2 separate regions of the Homo sapiens genome follow, and region 2 is linked to region 1. Evidence: chromatin loops called from intact Hi-C (ENCODE). Cell type or tissue: Calu3. All regions are shown on one strand. Region 1 overlaps KAT2A (lysine acetyltransferase 2A). Region 2 overlaps CAVIN1 (caveolae associated protein 1).

The links. A loop is a pair of places that touch in the nucleus more often than their neighbours do. Peaks named below come from ENCODE experiments on the same cell type or tissue, not always from the same donor. Only the 100,000 strongest peaks of a DNase experiment are listed, where the experiment ranks them.
Region 2: a loop joins it to region 1, with 4 times the contacts of the local background. A loop is called at or near these places in 5 of 110 quality-filtered maps.

What each region holds. Positions count from the first base shown.
Region 1 is chr17:42,115,566-42,118,065 of GRCh38, reverse strand. KAT2A (lysine acetyltransferase 2A) reads left to right here. Exons shown (of 18, transcript NM_021078.3): 8 at 49-159; 9 at 252-388; 10 at 470-678; 11 at 905-1,031; 12 at 2,233-2,343. Among named protein-coding and RNA genes, the nearest start is that of DHX58, 4.1 kb to the right of the region's middle. RefSeq lists enhancers at 1,707-2,026, 1,750-2,285. In Calu3, a CTCF peak has its summit at 1,158 (motif pointing right); a DNase peak (open chromatin) is centred at 1,175.
Region 2 is chr17:42,405,187-42,407,686 of GRCh38, reverse strand. CAVIN1 (caveolae associated protein 1) reads left to right here. Exons shown (of 2, transcript NM_012232.6): 2 at 2,299-2,500. Among named protein-coding and RNA genes, the nearest start is that of CAVIN1, 17 kb to the left of the region's middle. RefSeq lists an enhancer at 1,327-1,376. In Calu3, CTCF peaks have their summits at 1,247 and 1,451 (motif pointing right); DNase peaks (open chromatin) are centred at 6 and 1,476.

The DNA.
Region 1 (2,500 bases):
TCTCCTCAGCTTCAGCCCCCCATCCCTGACGTCTCTCTCTCTCCTCAGCTTCAGTCAGTGCAGCGGTTGTTCCCAGCACCCCCATCTTCAGCCCCAGCATGGGTGGGGGCAGCAACAGCTCCCTGAGTCTGGATTCTGCAGGGGCCGAGCCTATGCCAGGTGGATACTTGACCCCTGACCTCTGACCCTCATTCACTCCTTCCCAAACCTTTTTTACTGATCCTGAGCAACCTTGCCTGCCTCCCCAATAGGCGAGAAGAGGACGCTCCCAGAGAACCTGACCCTGGAGGATGCCAAGCGGCTCCGTGTGATGGGTGACATCCCCATGGAGCTGGTCAATGAGGTCATGCTGACCATCACTGACCCTGCTGCCATGCTGGGGCCTGAGGTGGGCAGCCCGACCTGCTGACCAGTTGGGGGACCCCCACCAACCTGAGACCCCGGCTCACCACCCCTCTTCTGTGCCCAGACGAGCCTGCTTTCGGCCAATGCGGCCCGGGATGAGACAGCCCGCCTGGAGGAGCGCCGCGGCATCATCGAGTTCCATGTCATCGGCAACTCACTGACGCCCAAGGCCAACCGGCGGGTGTTGCTGTGGCTCGTGGGGCTGCAGAATGTCTTTTCCCACCAGCTGCCGCGCATGCCTAAGGAGTATATCGCCCGCCTCGTCTTTGACCCGTGCGTCCCCCAGAGAGCCCCTCCCCCAGGGCAGCACACCCAGTTCCCTTCCTCCTCGGCCTCTTCACTCCTCAAAATTGGGGATCCCCTGCTCCCCACTTCTGAGGTTCATCCTTTGAGCATTCTTACTTCTCACTGCCCAACCCTGACTACAGCTCAGACTTCCAGGGCTCTGGGGACCTGAAGGGGACAGTCAGGGGCTATGACATGCCCCCCTCTCTCTTAGGAAGCACAAGACTCTGGCCTTGATCAAGGATGGGCGGGTCATCGGTGGCATCTGCTTCCGCATGTTTCCCACCCAGGGCTTCACGGAGATTGTCTTCTGTGCTGTCACCTCGAATGAGCAGGTCAAGGTGAGCGCGGCTCCCCGGCCCCAGCCCCAGTCCACGGCCCACTCCTGAGTTTGGGCCAGTTCGGAGCAGCAGGATGTGTGGCATGCAGCAGCCCGTTGCTCTTCTCTTAGTTAGCGGCCCGTTCCTCACATCCCCACAAGGTGGCAGCCGTACTTTGATAACTGTGGATTAGGAAACCACCTGTTGACAGACGGAGCCCAAGCAGCAGCCACACTTTGGTGGACCTGTGGACTTGGGTTTTCTGCATCACAAGAACATTTACATACATGGGGGAATTAATTACTTTACTTTTTATTTTTTATTTATTTTTTTGAAAGAGGGTCTCTCTCACCCAGGCCGCAGTGCAGAGGCATGATCAGGGCTCACTGCAGCCTCAACCTCCCAGGTTCAAGTGATACTCCTGCCTCGGCCTCCCAAGTAGCTGGGACCACAGGCATGCACCACTACGTCTGGCTAACTTTTGTATTTTAGTAGAGACAGGGTTTCACCATGTTGCAGGGTTTCACCCAGGCTGGTCTCTAACTCCTGACCTTAAGTGATTCACCCACCTCGGCCTCCCAAAGTGCTGGGATTACAGGCATGAGCCACCGCGCCCAGCCAAACTAATCATTATTACAGTAGCCCTATGCTGATAGTTTTGGCTTCTGTCCTTTGTTACAACAGACCCACTCGTAGGGTCTCTGGCTCTGTGTGTCGCATACCTCAGATCTGTGTGGTGCCTCATTGGCCCTGACGTGTGGGAGGCATTGCTCCTGCTGCTCAGACCTCTGGTGACTCCCTCTCCCGCTTCTCCCAACTCTGAGGCCCAGGGACTGGGAATCAGTGGCCTGTGTTGGGTTTGGACCCGGCCCTGCCACGGCTGGCAGCCTGACCTTGAACACATTTCCTAACGTAGCTGAGTTTCGGTTTTCTCTTCTGTAAAATAAAGGTGGTAATACTCGCCTCTGGGGTTAATTTGAGAATCGGTCTGTAAAACAGGAAGCACTGCACCTAGCCCAGAGTGAGCTTAGAAAGCCCGCACCCTTCACTTTCTCCCCATAAGCTCCCCTTCCTCTGTCAGCTGCCTTTCTTCCTCTTTGCCTGGATGCTCTCGCTCTCTCTACCTCCTTTCCAATCTACCCGCTCTTCTCTGGTCTCTGAGACCTCTCCAGCACCAGGCCCATCCTCAGCTCCTGGTGAGTCCTGCTTCCCTCCCCCGCAGGGTTATGGGACCCACCTGATGAACCACCTGAAGGAGTATCACATCAAGCACAACATTCTCTACTTCCTCACCTACGCCGACGAGTACGCCATCGGCTACTTCAAAAAGCAGGTGACCCGTAGCCTCGTCCCACACCGGTCCTTTGCCTGGAGGCTGGGGTAATTCTGTCCAGCCCCTCTGTGGATGGAGTAGGAGTCCCTTTGCGTCCCCTACTTCACCTGACACCTGCCAGGAGAGTCTCCATGCCTATCTTCTTTCCTCTGCTGCC
Region 2 (2,500 bases), 290 kb before region 1:
TGCCTGCTGGGAGGTGTAGTTGGGTAACAGAGAGCTGGAGGTGGCTTGGTGCCCAGCAGAGCTGATGCCCAGATGAGAGAAGAGGTGGAGCCAGCATTCCCTCTTTGTCCCTGCTAATGCTATTGACAAGAAGGGAAGGAAGTTGGGAGAGGGTGTTCCTAGTTTTCAGTGTAAACCAGGAAACTCTGGGGGGATGTTGATGGGAGGGAAGAGGAAAGAGGTTGGGGGCTGGGGAAGGAATTTCTGTAGCAGGTGGTGCAGAGATACCGAGCAGCCTATGTATAGGGGTGTGTGTGTGTGGTGTCAGTGAGAGGACTCAGTTTATGTTGCCTTAATTTCTTAGGGGACAGGATTTTTCTTATAATTCTGGGAAATGGTCTTCAGAAAACCCTTTAGAAAAGCGACTATCTCTCGTTCCTTCATTTGAAGTCACTAAAGGGAGTCTGGGCCAAAGAGATCCTATTGATGATCTTGGTCTGCCCTTTCCCTTTCTGTGCTCAGCCTCCCCTGCTCTCTGATGAGGGTGGAGGTGGGGGAGGGAGTGATCCAGAGATTCTGAAATGTTGGCCAGAGTCAAGATCTTGGAAAATCTTCCCGGAATGGAAAGCAGTTCTGGTGCTAAGTCCTCCAAGGAGAAGACAGAAAAGCAAAGAACTGGTTCTGAGCTCCAGGGTCATGGGGAATCTGAGACCACCCATCCTACTCCTAGACCCCTGAGCTCAGGCTTTGTGCTGGGGGCAGGGGGTAGGGAAAGCAAGAATTGAAAAGTAATCTCTCTTCTATCCCAAAGTAGGGAAGTCACAACCAGAAGAAATGTCCAGACTGGGGAGAAAACATGTCCGTGGCTCCCAGCCAGCTTCTTCCTCTTTCCAATATCAATTTCTAAATGTGGGGGAGGGGGAGAATGACCACTGGTGGAGCCAAACAGTATGAAGGAGTCAAAGAAGGTGGAGGTGGGGGAGGGTGGACCACAGTTCTCCATCTCTAAGGCTGGTTCTGAAATAGCTTGAGGCCAGGAGCAGTGGCTTATGCCTGTAATCCCAGCACTTTGGGAGGCCAAGGCGGGTGGATCATTTGAGGTCAGGGGTTCGAGACCAATCTGACCAACATGGTGAAACCCCGAGTCTACTAAAAATACAAAAAAATTAGCCAGGTGTGGTGGCGCATGCCTGCAGTCCCAGCTACTCAGGAGGCTGAGGCAGGAGAATTGCTTGAACCTGGGAGGCAGAGGTTGCAGTCAGCAGAGATCGTGTCACTGCACTGCAGCCTGGGCGACAAAGCGAGACTCCATCTCAAAAAAAAAAAAAAAAAGAAATAGCTTGAGTCTAGGAAATGCACTTCCTTTACTTTACCTGCTTGGGTGGGTAGGTGCAGCTGTGGGCTCAAACCCCTACCCGCTTTCAACTTAGACACTCCCACCACTTGCTTTTCGGCCTGGCTCGGGCAGTGTGCGATTTGCGGCACCAGAGGGCGCTCCGCCCATTTCCAAAGTGGAGCTGTGTCTCCCGAGGGCCGTAGTGGTTTAATATCATCTACGGGTGGAAAGGGATCAGGACAGGGTTGGACGACCACAGAGATTTTAGCCCAAGTGCAATTATTACGCAACCCCATCTCCGACCCGAAGTTTGGTCCCCTGCTCCCGCGGTCTGTTTAGTCACCATTCGTTCAACACACATGTTTTTTAGAGAATGGCGGCGCGAGGCCGGGCGCAGTGGCTCACGCCTGTAATCCCAGAACTTTGGGAGGCCGAGGCGGGCGGATCACCTGAGGTCGGGAGTTCGAGACCAGCCTGACCAATATGGAGAAACACCGTCTCTATTAAAGATACAAAATTTAGCCGGCGTGGTGGCGGGCGCCTGTAATCCCAGCTATTCGGGAGGCTGAGGCAGGAGAATTGCTTGAACCCGGGTGGCGGAGGTTGCGGTGAGCCAAGATCGCGCCCACTGCACTCCAGCCTCGGCAACAGATCGAGACTCCGTTTAAAAAAAAAAAAAAAAAAAAAAACAAGGAGAGAGAGAGAGAAAGAATGGCGACGCGGGGTTGGGGGGCCGGAGATGGGTGATATGTTGCCCAGGCTGGTCTCGAACTCCTGGACTCAAGCCATCCTCCTGCCTCGGTCTCCCACAGCGCTAATATTACAGGCGTGAGCCTACACACATTTATTGAGCGCCCGCCAGTTTCCTGGGGACCACGAGCGTCCCATGCTCCCCTCTCTCCAGGATCGTCACCACCCTGACTCAGGCTCGCCCACATCCGCCTCCTCCGACGCCTCTCATGTCCCTTCTCCTCTTCCCTTAGGATGAAGTGAAGCTGCCGGCCAAACTGAGCATCAGCAAATCGCTGAAAGAGTCGGAGGCGCTGCCAGAGAAGGAGGGCGAGGAGCTGGGCGAGGGCGAGCGGCCCGAGGAGGACGCAGCGGCGCTGGAGCTTTCGTCGGACGAGGCGGTGGAGGTTGAGGAGGTTATTGAGGAGTCCCGCGCAGAGCGTATCAAGCGCAGCG